Regions from separate parts of the Homo sapiens genome. Here region 2 is linked to region 1. Evidence: chromatin contacts called from ENCODE Hi-C or POLR2A ChIA-PET data. All regions are on one chromosome and are shown on one strand. The core of a region is the stretch at or near the end of the contact, and the rest is flanking DNA. Distances in the headings are between cores, read along the strand shown.

What was found. A loop is a pair of places that touch in the nucleus more often than their neighbours do. ChIA-PET counts read pairs that join two places held with the same protein, here RNA polymerase II (POLR2A). Pooled maps may share reads with other maps.
Region 2: a loop to region 1 is called in a map of mammary epithelial cell, with 8 times the contacts of the local background. The contact joins the promoter of SRSF8 here to the enhancer-like site in region 1. A Hi-C loop is called at or near these places in 20 of 168 maps with a recorded cell type or tissue (B cell, CD4-positive, alpha-beta T cell, Caco-2 and 17 more), 14 of 37 single-sample maps with no recorded cell type and 18 of 50 pooled maps. POLR2A ChIA-PET finds 5 or more read pairs at or near these places in 38 of 52 experiments (A549, A673, AG04449 and 30 more).

Annotation. Positions count from the first base shown.
Region 1 is chr11:95,106,252-95,113,828 of GRCh38, reverse strand. The region is part of intron 1 of ENDOD1 (endonuclease domain containing 1); the gene reads right to left. Among named protein-coding and RNA genes, the nearest start is that of ENDOD1, 20 kb to the right of the region's middle. RefSeq lists an enhancer at 4,514-5,713. Within about 2 kb of position 5,553, at least 20 of the 41 ENCODE cell types and tissues checked have a DNase peak (open chromatin) inside an H3K27ac peak, as active enhancers do; they include A673, B cell, HCT116 and 9 more, where a contact is called at or near this core.
Region 2 is chr11:95,060,592-95,068,168 of GRCh38, reverse strand. SRSF8 (serine and arginine rich splicing factor 8) reads right to left here and starts at 1,250. Exons shown (of 1, transcript NM_032102.4): 1 at 1-1,250. The coding sequence starts at 942. The coding sequence ends at 94. RefSeq lists enhancers at 65-174, 755-944, 669-1,426 and a silencer at 1,195-1,274.

The sequences.
Region 1 (7,577 bases), core at 4,304-6,803:
AAAACTAAAATAGAACAAAAAAACTAAAAATAGAGTGACAATATGACGCAGCAATTCCACTTCTGAGTATATACCCCAAAGAAAGAAAATCAGTATATCGAAGAGATACCTGCACTTCCGTGTTTGTTGCAGCACTGTTCACAATAGCTAAGATTTTGAAACAACCTAAGTGTCCTTCAACAGATGAATAAAGAAAATGTGGTACATACATATGCACAATGAAGTACTATTCAGCCATAAAAAAGAATGAATTCCTGTCATTTGCAACAACATAGATGGAACTGGTGGTCATTACATTAAGTGAAATAAGCCAGCCACAGAAATACAAACATTGCATTTTCTCACTTATTTGTGGGATCTAAAAATCAAAATAATTGAACTCATGGAGTTAGAGAGCAGAAGAATGATTACCAGAGACTGGGAAAGATAGTGGGGAGTGTTGGGGAGGTGGAGACGGTTAATGGGTACAAAAAAATAGAAAGAAAGAATAATAAATAAGACCCAGTATTTGATAGCACAATAGGGTGAATATAGTCAATAACGCTTTAACTGTATAATTTAAAATAACTATAATAATATAATTGGATTGTTGGTAACATAAAGAATAAATGCTTTAGAGTAAGGATACCCCATTTTCCATGATGTGATTATTAGACATTGCATGCCTGTATCAAAATATCTCATGTTACCCATAAATATATATACCTACTATGTACCATTCCATGCCTGTATCAAAATATCTTATATACCCAATAAATATATACACCTACTATGTACCCACAAAAAAATTTAAATTAAAAAAAAAAAAGCTTCAGTAATTTGCCCAGGGTCACATGGTTAGTATGTGACGGGACCACGTGCCAACTTAGGAAGTCCAGCCCCATAGCTAATGTTCCTAATCACTGTTTCATATGCCTCAAAATGGGCCTTCGCATCAATAAAGTCACCATCTATTTACGGAAACAAGGCAGATACATACAAACTTAAACAGAAAATCAAAAGAAAAGCAACAGCATAATCCAGTTTATATCAACTGCTAAATAAATGTTAGAAAGAAAAGCAACGGAATTTCAGAGGAAGGAAGGGCACAATGAGTGCAGTCAGGGAAGACACTGGAGGAAACAATCCTGAAGTGGAACTTGAAGGATATGCAAGATGTTGACAGATTTGGTGAAACAGATAGGTCAGTAAAGCTTTAGCAAGATTTCTACACAAAGGCTTTAAGGCAGAAACAGGCAGCCTGTGAAAATAGGACACTAGGTAAGGAAAAGTGACAGGTTACTTGGAAAGGGCAGCAGGGGATCAGACGAAAATTTCAAAAACATTGTTGCATCCCATTTACCCTTCACATAACCCTACAAGATAGGTATCATTATCATCTCCATGTCAGACATGGGAAAACTGAAACTCAGATGAATGGCAGGTACAAAGTCATCAAACAAGCATGTGGAAGAACCAGGGCTTAAGCCCAGCTTCTCTGATTTCAAAGCTCCTAAGTACATGCCAGTAGCATCCCAAGTATCTGAATGAGGAGGGGAATGCTGACAGCCACAGAGCAGACACTGTGAGAGAACAGGAGGATAAAGGAACAAATGAGAGACAAAAATGGTGCTATAAGGAGAATCAGTTGTCTAGGGTCATGCCAAAAGTCAAGGGAGGAGAAAGCTTTGGCTAGGGGATGATCAACAGTGTGTGCCACCTGCTGCAGAGAGGAAAGAGAAAGATGAAGTTAAGGCCTAGGCCTTTGGTGATTAGAGACCAGTAGCGACAGAGGGCTCAGGAAAGAAGACAGCTGGTGGAAGTGACTGGGTATGAGCAACAGGAGACTGCAGCAAGAGGCCTCTTGTTTAAGAAGTCTTTAGGTAGAGGCAGGAGAGAAAGAGGACCTCGGCCTTGAGAGATAAGCAGGTTACAAGGATAAACAAACATCGTCTTCCATGCAAGGTAAAGGGAACACTGGGAGGCTGGGGCTACTTGAGTCTCTGCATGACATAGCATCTTAGGGCAGGTTACCTGAAGCTCTAAAGCAGGGGTCTCCAACCCCAGGGCCATGGACCAGTACTGGTCCACACAGCAGGAGGTGAACAGTGGGTGAGCAAGCGAAGTTTCATCTATATTTACAGCCATTCCCTAACACTTGCATCACCGTCTAAGCTCTGCCTCCTATGAGATCAGCTGTGGCATTAGATTCTCATAGGAGTGCAAACCTTATTGTGAACTGCACATGTGAGGGATCTAGGTTGTGTGCTCGTTATGAGAATCTAATGCCTGATGATCTGTCACTGTCTCCCATCACCCCCAGATGGGACCATCTAGTTGCAGGAAAACAAGCTCAGAGATTCCACTGATTCTACATTATGGTGAGTTGTATAATTATTTCATTATAGATTACAAAGTAACAATGATAGAAATCAAGTGCACAATAAAAGTAATGCTCTTGAATCATCCCGAAACCATCCCCCTGCTCCCCGGTCCATGGAAAAATTCTCTTCCATGAAACCTGTCCCTGGTGCCTAAAAGGTTGGGGACTTCTACTCTAGAGCATCCCAAGGGGAATGCTCAGAAGGCAATGGGTTGGAGGAGCAGGAAGGCACTGAACGGACTCCCATCCCTGAGGACTTCTGGGCTGCAAAATCTATGCAAATGTCAGGGGCCAGAGTCACCAGTGCAGATTTGCCATAGGGAGTTTGTCACTGAGGAGGGAGGAGGAGCTGTTTGTGGGAAGTGGCCTTCAGGGACATAAGCATGAAGATTTGGAGCCTGCCAGTACCAACACTGCTCGCTGGCCTCCTCCACTCCTTTTCTGTCCTTCTTTGGCCCAAGCACTCTTTTCTCAACTTCTCTAGAGCTAGAATCATGTCATCTTCACAAGCCGTTTCTCTGAAATAGCTCAGAGACATGACAGGGACAAGGGAGTTCCTTTAACTCCCTTCCCAGCATCAACCTTGTGCAAGTGTTTTGATGTGACAGAGGATCCCACAGGGCCAGAAGACTAAGAAAGAGATCAGGTGTCCCAGCTGAGACCAGTCAGGGGACTACACCATGGGACAATGGAGTGAGAGTAGCCCTGAGAGCAGAAAGGAAGTGACAGAATGTCTTAGAATGTACAGGAGGATAAGGAGTCTCTGCAGAGGGCTAGAATGACTGACTGGGAAGAATGGAAAAGGGGAGAGAGGCTTGTAATGTGTTACTAATGTTGGTCATTGGCTTTAAAAAGCACACACACACACACACACACACACACATACATACACGGACTTGAAAGTCAGCAAAAAAGAGTTGTCAGAGAGAAGGGAACCCAGTGTACCAGGGAGGGGGATCCTGTGCATTTGCCTCTGGTATTTTTTACAGACTGTAGGCTCCTCAAAAGTTGGGATCATCTCTTGTACTCCTTGTCTGCCTAAGTCATAATAGAGACTCTGTATATGGTAGGTTCTTGGTAGGTATCTGCTAATCAGTACACTGGTGACCATGATGGGATCAATGGAAGAAGAAGATGGGCAGAGCAAGGGGATGATATTGGGATCCCATGGAGAAGAGTCAGCGTCTTCTGAGAACCTCTTCTGAGAATGCAGGGGAGGATGAAAGGAGGGCAGATGAGGGCTGGTGTTGGCAATTACTCAGGGAAGTGGTGATCTGCTTCTCTGCCATGGTGGCCAGGGGCCAAGAGCATAGGGAAAATTCGGAATGTCTTTAGCCTCCGAAGGCCACCATGCCAGGGAATTTACAGAAGAGGGAAAAAGACCACTGAAAAGAAAGGCCCCATGGATGTCAGCCAGGACAAGTGGGGCAGGGCAGCTCTGCTGAGGCCAAGGTTTGAGTTTTTGTACTTACACCCCCAGCAATGATCTGCAGTCCAGAGACAAGAACAGAAAAAGAACTGGCCTAGGTGTGGTGGATATGAACCCTGGCAGCCTTGTCCCTGCAAACAGATTGAAGTACCTGACCTCCAAATCCAGGTGGGCATGGGCCCAAGGTTGCAGGTGCTAATGGCACCGCTGATGTGAAGAGACTGAGCAGTGCAGGTGCAGGTAAAGAGCAAGACAGGCTCAGTGGTGATGGGGAGGAGAAGGGTGGATTCTCGAAGGAGCAGCATGGCAGCAGGTAGCAGGCCAGGTGTGGCCCTGCTGCTGATGGGCAACTGGTGTGAGTGGAGACAGCGCCTCAGAGTGTGGGACACAAGTGGGCAGCCGAGTTTGGCAGGCTGACCTCCAAAGACAAAGCAGAGGAGTCTGCCACTGCACTGAGACGGTATGTTTATCCATCAGTCTGAACCACTGAATTGAAGGGCCAGGGCCAGTGCCCAATTATCTCTGTGTTCCCAGACCTAGCATGATGGTCCTGCACACCAGGGAGTGACTGGCATTTGTTGAAAGAATGATCTCATTTGAGCTCCACAACAATCTTCTGATGCACATAAGATTTCCTCCAATTTGCAGATGAGTCTCCAGAGAGAACTGGCTCTCCTCTAATTCTGCTCCTTGATCTGCTGCAAGGAAAAGGTGGTCCTGACAACAGACCATCAAAGTGGTTATTAAACTCTCAATGACTCTGACTCATGGAGGGTGGAGTTTCCTTCCCCTGGAGAATTTTAAGCTGAGGCTAGATAAGCACATGTAGGGGATGATTCCGACAAGATCCTGTGGTCAGGAGATGACCTAGGGAGCTATCCAACTCCGTGGGGACAAAGACGCTATTTCCTTAGGGGTTTGTTTTATTTTTCAACAAGAGTTAAAATAATAGAATGAGCTGAACAGTGGGTGTTCCCATTTTATTTCTGCTGTGTGAACTACAATATAGGCACACACCCACACACACTGGGATGTAAAAGGAATGCCAACACCCCTGCTGCCATCATCAGGTGGGTCAAAGAGCCCCTCCTTAGAAAAGATCGTGGGTGCAGCTGATAATGAGAACATCAGATAATCTTATCAGAGCTGCCTACAGGGGCCTAAAGGTCCTCTGCACAGTCACACACAGTAGGATGAACTCAATCTGAGGCTCGGGTGAGTCCTAGGAGAACCTACTTACCATGGGAAATACCCAGCGAGGGAAGGAGCTGCTGCCTTTCAACAATGGAGGGGGAGGATGGTGGGGCCACAGCAGATTAAGGACATTTGAGGAGGAATAAAGCATGAGGCCTTTTCAGCTCTCAGGAAAGAAAGTGCCAACCCACCCATTTCAGGAAAAAAAAATCTTCCGTGCTTGGCATCTAAAATACTCTTTATCCTCTTGGGAATAGAAACCGCTTTAGAAGAATTAGGGGAATGCTCATTTTTCTTTTTTCTTTTTTTGGGTGTCTGTGTGTGTGTGTGTGTGTGTGTGTGTGTGTGTTTAGAAAAGAGAAATGCAGAGCTTTTCATTTCCTGAAAGGCCTTTTAGCAGAGCATGTCCTTGTCCTCTCCGCCTTCCTCCAGTGAATCACCCTTCCTCTGGGCTCCCAGCACCACTCACACACCTTCCTGGCTGTGGGAAGAAGGACGCATTTCCAGCTCTGGCCTGTGCTGTGCACACCCGTAGGTGTTGGCAAACTGTGGGAAAACAAAGACAAATGGCTAAAGAGCTCTCTCCCGAGTCAGAAGACGGTGGAACGGAAGATAAAACGTTCGAAAGGGTGGGTGTTCTACTTGCATTTCAGACTTCCCTTTTTCTTGATTAGTTGAAAAAATAAAAATAAAAGGAGGAATTCTTTAAATTCACCAACTCCAAACTGGCAATAAATGCAGGCAAGAAAGCCCTGTGTGAAGGCCAATGGGTGGCCTGGGGGCAAACAGACTCTCCCGGGGACACCTCTGGCTGCTCATCACACACAGCGAGGAGTTTCAAGCTCCTCCAGGGAGCCTAAGAAAATGTGCGGACTCCGGCCGGGCGCGGTGGCTCACGCCTGTAATCCCAGAACTTTGTGAAGCCAAGGCGGGCGGATCACGAGGTCAGGAGATCGAGATCATCCTGGCTAACACGGTCTCTACTAAACCCCGTCTCTATGAAAAATACAAAAAAATTAGCCGGGCGGAGTGGCGCGCGCCTGTAATCCCAGCTACTCGGGTGGCTGAGGCAGGAGAATCGCTTGAACCCGGGAGGCAGAAGTTGCAGTGAGCCGAGATCGCGCCACTGCACTCCAGCCTGGGTGACAGAGCAAGACTCCGTCTCAAACAAACAAAAAAAAGTGTGCGGACTCCTTTAAGACCTTTCCAGACTGCAGTACCTTCTCAGGTTACATCAGCCCTGGTCTTCTTTGGTTTCCTTCCACGTTACTCACAGAAGCCTGTTTTCCACTCTGCTATCCTTTCCAGAGCAATTATTCTTAGCATTGACTGTGTGGTACAGAATTCAGAGGAGTCCCTTACATTGAGAAGGCTCCATTTCTAATTTTTTCCACCTTCTGAGTTCAGACAAGATCAAAGGTTCTTAGGCCTGGCTGCACATCAGAATCACCTGGGAGCTTTAAAAATATCCTCAGGCCTCACCCAGACCTTTTTTTTTTTTTTTCTTTTTGAGACTGAGTCTCGCTCTCTCGCCCAGGCTGGAGGGTAGTGTCCCGATCTCTGCTCACTGCAAGCTCCGCCTCCTAGGTTCACGCCATTCTCCTGCCTCAGCCTCCCGAGTAGCTGGGACTACAACCCAGACTTCTTAAACCAGTAAAAAAAAAGTTCCCCTCCACCCAACCCCAGCATCAGGGTGTTTTTAAATTTCCCCAGGTGATTCTAATACGATTGTAATAGGAACCATGGGGCTAGATCTCCATCAGGTTCTCATTGATCACTCTCTGAAGGAATTAAGCCCCTACCTTGACAGCCACTGCAGGAAATTAGTGATGTCTCCTTAAATCAATAGTTCTCAAATTCAACTGAATTAAGGAGACATCACTAATTTCCTGCAGTGGCTGTCAAAAATGCAGACTCCTGTTCTTCACCACAGAGATACATTCTATTCAGTATGTCTGGGGTGGGACCTCCATATGCATTTTCACCACCATCCCAGGTGATGCTGACGGGGGAAAGGGGGGGGTGTCTATGAACCTCACGCTGAAAAACAAATGTTTAAATCATTTTGGGGAGTGCCCTGGCTAAGCTTAATTTATTCCCGTGATATTGAGAGAGGAATTATCCACAAATCGCAAGAGCTGTCATAATGCCAAGGTAGAGAACAAAATACTGTGGGTCCTTTGGATCCTCCACCTATTAGATCAGCTAATATTCTGATCATGTAACATGTGTAAGCAAGGACTTCCTTCCTCAGTCCTAGGTGGAGTGAGAAGTCTACTTTTGCTATGCATATTCCTTTGAACATTTCACTACTCTAACACCTTCAATAACATCCTATTACTTCCTGATTAAATGACAAACTGGCATATTCATAGGCCTCCCCGCCAAATTTCTCCAACTTCTTCTCTCAAACCTTCCTTTATATTCAACCAGAATAGGTCAATCCCCCCACTCATCCATGTCAGTTACATGGCTGTAATGTAAATGCGCCCCACTTCTCTCTACAACTGCCCCTGTCACTACCAGCTGGGGATGCTTTCACCATTCCTCTATGCTACCTAAATCCTATCTGGGTGCCAAGCCTCAGCTCTG
Region 2 (7,577 bases), core at 1-2,500, 41 kb after region 1:
CCTCTTCTTCCAGGGACGTTGCTTCCATAGACTGAGTATGTGATCCTTTTCCCCCAAGTCCTCCATCACGTTGCTTCCTGATGCATCATTTTCTTAAGAGGACATCTGTCCTTCCTCTTCAGGAGACTTGGGGGGCCTCTTGGATCGCGACCTTGACTTGGATTTCCTCTTGGATACCCGGGGAGGACTCCTGGTCATAGATGAAGACCTGGACCGCGAGCGAGACCTGGAGACCGAGGAGGACTTGGATCGTCGCGCAGAGCTCGATTTGGAGGTTGATGCAGAGCGAGAGCTAGTGGAGGACCCAGACTTCGAGTGAGACCGGCTGCTGTGATATCGGCTGTAGCGAGAGTTACTGTAACCAGATGAGCTGTAGTGAGATCCGCCGTAGCGAGATTCCCTGTAGCGAGATCTGCTGTAGGGAGAGCGGCTGTAGCGCGACCGGCTGTAAGGAGATCGGCTGTAGGGAGACCGGCTATAGCGAGAACCCCTATAGCGAGATCGGCTGCGGGACCTGGAGCAGCTGGGACCCCGGGATCGGCTGCGGTGTCGCCGCCTGGGGCTGCGGCTCCGCCGCCCGTAGCTGCGGCTCCGCCGTCCGTAGCCGCCGCCTCTGGACCTGCCGCGTGGCTCTCCCTGGCGGCTGCGGGGCAGGTCCCGGCGGCCATAGCGCGCCACCTGCACCCGCAGCTCGCGTCCGTCCAGCTCCGCCCCGTCCATGGCGGCCTCGGCGTCTTGGGCGTCGCGCCGGTCGTGAAAGCGGACGAAAGCGAAGCCCCGGGGCGCCTTGGTGTGGGGCTCCCGCGGGATGTACACGTCGCCCACGCGCCCGTACTTCTCGAACACGCGCCTCAAGCTGTCGGGAGAGGTGCGGTAGGTCAGGTTGTCCACCTTGAGGGTGATCATGCCGTCCACGTCGGGAGGGGGGCGGCCGCAGCTCATGGCTCCGAGAGCAGCCCGGGCCCGGAAACTGGCGCTGCTCTGGGCGCTGACGGTGCGACCTGCGTTTCTTTCTCGCGGTTGCGCCCCGCGTGGGGACGCCGGGAAAGGCCGGGCGGAGAGGCGGGCGGCGGAGCTCCGCAGGGAGCGCCCTGGAGCAGCAACTTCCGAGTTCCCAATTTCAGGCCAAATACTCCAGGACCCAGAGGAAGGTTTCCTTTTGGTAGCTGAACTCCAAATGAAGCCAGGCCCCGAAGATCCTGGCCTTGTACCTGGGCAACATCCTAACCTAATCAGCGCCCAGCTAATGTAATCACTGGGCTGGATTTACATTAGACGTCCCACCCTCCCATGCTCCTCCCTATTATTCTACGTTTTAAACCAATCTTAAGAACAAAGCTAACTGATTAAAGGTCAATTTATGGGAACAGGCAATCCAGACAAATATTAAACAAAAGAAACCTAGGGCAACAATATTAATATCCAGTGTATTGATAGGATCAAAGGAGCACATTTCATAGTTATTGAAAAGAAAATTCACTAGGAAAACATTACAGTGATGAACTTAACGCACCTAAACACATAACAGTGACACATAGCCAAGACTGAGAGTTATAAGGTAAAACTGAAAAATCTGCACTCATGATGGAAGTTTGTTTTTTCCCCGTAACACCGTTTTCTCAGAAATCAATAGTGCAGAGAACAAAACTAGTAATGCTATAATAATTTGCACAACAAACAACAATTTTGATCATATAACCTGCAACAACCAAAAATATATAGAAAACAGAAGAATTTCCCAATACAAGACTACAAAATAAATGTCAATTAAAATTTAATAGGTCAATAAATTCAGCACATCTGGACCTCAGTGAAATAATATTGAAGGTTAAAAATAAAAAACCTGAATCCAATCATATTTACTTGAAAATTAATAACCACATTTCTAAAACTTTTTTTATGTTGAAGTCAAGCAATTAGTAAAACAAAACCAAAACAAAAAATAAAACATTAAAATAAAAATAGAATTACAAATAAAAGGGACAATATGTTTTTTTAAAAAGATGATTAATAAAACTGAAATCTAACACTTTTAAAGAAAAAAACAATCTAGCAATACTGATGAAGAAATACAGTTTCTAAATCTGGAAAGGAAATATACAGAAAGGGCCTAGAGCATCTTGGAGTGCTGGAAAATAAGGATGTGATAAATAGAAAACAAACAAAAGCATTGATGGGGTAATTTTAGAGGGGTACAAAAACCAATAAAACAGCTCCCAATGGCCAAATCTTGAACAATTTAAGGAACAAACTAAAATACTACTATATCATATTCCAAAATATAAAATAAATATTAATCTGTGCTGTTGTAAATAAATGATTAAATAAATTAACACATTGGAGAAAAGAGAGAAAACTCCTCTGCAGGAGAATTCTAAATTAATTAAATTAATTAAAACGTTGCTGATTTTGAAAATGTTATGTAACCTTATATACATAGAATTGTGCTTTTTATATTTTAATGTATTTTGTGTTTTATTTCCCTCATCTATGTGTTCCATGTAGCTGTACTTGATCCTGTTACCTTGCCGTAAGGCATTCAATGGTATAAATGTTTGTGCTGTTGATGGGCACTTGGGTTGTTTCCACTTTTGGCCTCTTACAGTGTTGCTCAGAACATGCTTGGACATGTATACTGGAGCTCATGTGTCCTCTTAGGTATGAATGGATCCCTTGTCACAGAATACAGGCAGCCCACTGTAACCTCTGGCTTCAGCATCAGTGAATTCAGCCAACTGTGGGTAGAAATTATTCAGAAAAAAAAAACAATAAAAATAAATAGAACATAATACAGTAAACAATTATTTACATAGCATTTTCATCATAATGTAAGTAATCTAGAGATGACTTAAAGTATGTTGGAAAATACGTATAGGTTACATGCTCATACCAAGCCATTTTATATATGGACTTGAAAATCCTCAGAATCCTCAGGGGTTACTAAGGACCAAACCCCATCCACCTGCAGAATATCAAGGGACAACTGTATGTGAATTCAAACTTTACCATGCCTGATTGTTTTTCAACAGTTTTTATCAATTTACACACAGGATAGCTGTGTATGAGGGTGCTCAGTGCTCTTCACTTTTGCAAACCTTTGGTGAATATCAGACTTTTTAGTTTTAGCCAGTTAGGTGAGGGCATTAAGATTTGTTTTACCTGTGATTTCGTCCCCACACAACAGCCTGGGGTGACACAGTGAGATTTTGTCACTTAAAACTTAAAAAAAAAAAATTCATTTCCCTAACTGCAAATGAGAGTGAGTAATTTTTTCACGTTCATTGGCCATTTGGGTATTCTTACTCATAAGCTGCCTATTATGTATTTTGTCCATTTTTCTATTGGGTTGGCGTTCTCTGCACTAGCTCTTTATATATAATGGATATCAGCTCTTTGCTGGATATGAGTAATACAATATCAGTTCACACTCCTTGGTTTGTCATTTCTCTCTTTTTTTCATATCTTTTGATGAACAGAAGTCCCTCTTTATTTCTAATAGTAAAATATTATTTAAAATAGCTAACATACCTGGTGACTATAACATGGCAAACACTGTTCGGTTTACTCTTGGTACAATAAATCATTTAATTCTTATGACCTATAAGAAGATTCATACCTCTAATTTTCAGATGACAGAACTGAGTCATTGAGACATTAAGTCACTTGTTCAAGGCGGTAGAGCTAGCACTGTTAGAGTCAAATATTTAAATGACAACCCCCAAAATGATGCCTTAAAACAAAAAAAAGACTTCTCCCTTATCAAACTGTAATATTTGAGCTGATATCAACAGTACCTCTAAGCACAGATACTGAGACCAGACACAGATACATGTACAGTTGACCCTGGAACAATGAGGGGATTCAGGGTGCTGAATCCCTGTGCAGTTGAAACTCCTCAAATACTTTTGACTCCTCCCAAAACTGAACTACTAAGAGCCTGCTGTTGACTGGAAGTCTTACAGATATCAACGGTTGATTAACACAGATTTTGTATGTGACATGTACTAAATACTGGATTCTTACAGTAAAGAAAACTAGAGAAAAGAAAATGTTTTTAAGAAAATCATAAGGAGGAGAAAATGTATTTACTATACTGTACTATATTTATGGATACCTTAACCATTTACAAGATGAATAGCCTGTCTGAAATGGCTGGCAACCTCACTGCAGACCTCAATGTACCCTACACATCAAGCAATTCAACATTTTCTTATACTGTCGTGACTTTTCTCTGCTTCTTGGGAACATTTCCAGCATCACTAGTGGCACTTCGTCTGGGCCCCATAGTATTATTCAAGCTTTAGGATATTGCCCTAAACATGATACTCAAGAGATCACTTTTTACTGTGATAGACAATTTACCAGAGAGAAAAAAATTGCTCAGGCAGAGATGATTAGCATCCTGCAGCATTTTAAGAGGATACTCACCACACGAGCTCACTGCAATGGCAAAAGGAAGAGGCTACAAAATTCTTATAATAATACAGTATTACTATAGTTAATTTTATGCAGTTATGATTTAATACTATATCTTTACATTTGTTTACATTTATCTCAACTTCAAATGGCATTATGTATGGTCTGTGTGTGTGTGTAAATTCTGATAAATTTTAACTTTTTGTAACAGGATTGTACATATTTTATGGTAGCAAATGTTAAAATACACTAATATCTATACATATTTTATGCATTCATGACACACCTAATTTTTTCTTATATTTTTCAATATTTCTAGAGTACAAGATACATCTGGGAGTTTTTTCAAATTGTTCTAAATCTCCAAAAAATTTACCAATACGGTTGTGGAAAAAAAAAATCCCTGTATAAGTGGACCCATGCACTTCATTTGTTCAAGGCTCAACTGTATATGTGGGAGTCTGTATATAATAAAGGTGGCTTACCAATCCCATGAAAAGCAATCAACAATTCAATAAGAGATATTGATCTTGGGGGGAAAAATAAAATAGAGCTCTACCGTGCACTACTTAGAAGAGTAAATTAGTGATGGATTAAAGACTGTATAAAAGAGAACTTTAGGGCTATTTGAGAATATACTGAAAAATGTGTTTATGAATTCAAGGTGGGAAAATTATCTTAAAGAAGAGCCAAAAGCACAAACCACAATGAAAATTTCTGACATATTTAACTCATTCCAGTATATGATGACATAAAAAATTGAGACAAGATACAGGCTGGAAGAACAGTTTTGTCATATGTAAAATAGACAATGAATAAGTATCCTGAAAACTTCCACAGATCAATAAAAACAATGAGTCAACCCAAAAGAAGGGATCGAAGCCTTAGAAAAGGCAACTCAAAAAAAAAGGAAATCCAAATGGCCAATAAATATGAGGAGATGTATAAGATCACTAGTAATTGAGAAAATGCATTGAGACACTTTTTCTCAATTTAAATTAGAAAAAGTGAAACGATCTGACAGTGTAAAAATGGGCCAAGATATGGGGAAACCAGAACTGTCCCACTGCTAATGGAGATAGAAATTGTAGACTGACCTAGCTATTCTTAGAATAATTGAAAACAAATATCAGTATAACCAAGGAACTCCAGTTCTATGCACACAGCTGTTCAAGAAAGTGTTGTTTGACATAACAAAGATGTGGAAATAATCTACATGTCCATCAGCAGGGGAATGAATAAAATAAAAAATTACACAGGTCTATTGACTCTGTTGGAGTCACTAGGATCTATATACGTAGCAATCTGTTCAGGCCTTGTAATATTGAGTTTTTAAATAGGTAGCAGGAGGAAGAGAAGTTGTTAAAACCAAACCTGACATATCATCTTGGCTCTGTAGACTTCCGACTATAAACAGGAAGAATATGCATCAAACTCATAATTGTTATTTCTCAGAAATGAAGAGAAGCCTTCAGAAATGAAGGAACAGAGGTCATGGGAGAGGACAAAGATGGCTCTACACTTGCTCTTAGATAATTTTCATTATCAATGTTCCTTGATTTTCCAAAACAAAACAGTACAGAATAGCAAAAGCTTATGATTGGACATGGGCAAACAGCTAGATATGGGCAAATTTTACAAAGAAGAGTGACCCAAATTGAGATTGTCAGATGAAGTAACATAGAATTCTAATTACAATTGCTTGAAGAAGCCCTCCACAGCCACCCCTAACTCCCTGAACTTTCCAGAAGACTAATTTAGAAACAAGTTTAGCTGTACTATTGCTTGCTCTTATTTGGCAAGAGAATGTAAAATATTTATGAAAGTAGCTGAATAGAAACAGGAGGACAATAGGAGTAATATTTTCTACAAATTATTTGTGTGTTTATGTTTCTTTTCTTTTACTATCCAAGATTTTTTTTAATGATAGCCATTCCAGGGCATCTATCTGGCTAGGATAAGATTGTGATGCTGCTGAAGATAACAAGCAGAAATTCAGTTCTCACATTCCAAGTTGGAACGTGAGCCAAGCTACCATCTCCAGAAATTGTCAGAATCCCTTTCTTTCCTGCACTTTTATGTCCACAATCCGACTTCATCACCTAAGTTTAGCAACCTCCAATTCTCACCTGGAATATAGGAGCAAGAAAGTCTCATTTTCCACTGAAAGATGAGTGGAAGTCGTTGGTGGAAGTAGTCATCCAGATGCTAACTTGATGGAGCTGACCCAAGGAACTAAAGAAACTTCTCCAACAGATTTTTATCAAAATCTCTGTGTTTAGCCTCACTTTTACATCCAACTCTAGAGGTACCTGGTGTCACAAAATCTTGATTCCTTTTGGTTCTGCATTGGGGATTCCATTGCCCTCCAGGTTTTCTCCCTGCCAGCCTAGCATTCAGCTTTCCAGTGTTTCTTAAGATGGTTCCCACTTTTCCAGCTGCTCCTGTCTTGTCTCCTGTTCAGTTTTCTCCAGTTTAAAATACATGCAATAAAAATGCATACACCATAGGTCTCCACATCAGTGACTTTTAACATTCATATACACCCATGTAATCATCACCCAAAAGGAGATGTAGAACATTCCCATGGCCCCATCACATTCTCTCATGCCAGGAGCTTTCCAGTCAATCCCTGCTTCCCACCAGAGGCAATCACGTTCTAAACTCGATGACCACAGCTTACTTTGGTCTATATTTGCAATGAGTATGAATGAAAATATACAATAGGTTTTCACTTTGGATCTGGCTTCTTTTCCAAATCTGATGTTTGTAAGATCCAGCTATTCCTGTTGCATGTACCAGCAATACATTCCTTTTTGTTGCTGAATAATATTCAATAAGCTACAAATTTTAATAAGCTATGAGTTTTTCTATTTATATATTCAGAGATATATGAATTATCCACAGTTCATGATTCTTATAAAATGTGTAGGTATTTAGGAGGAGAACTGCTATGGATTGATGAGTGCTTAAGCTTATAGAACATTGACAAACGGTTTTTCAAAGGGGCTGTATGATGGTACATTCACAGTAGCAATGCATGTGAGAGTCAGTTGCTCTGGAAATGGAACTGTTTCTTTCAGAGCCAGAGCGCATGGTTCTAGTAAATCCAGGTGTAAAACTGGGACTGATCCATCAGGCCAAAGATCAGATGTTTGCTT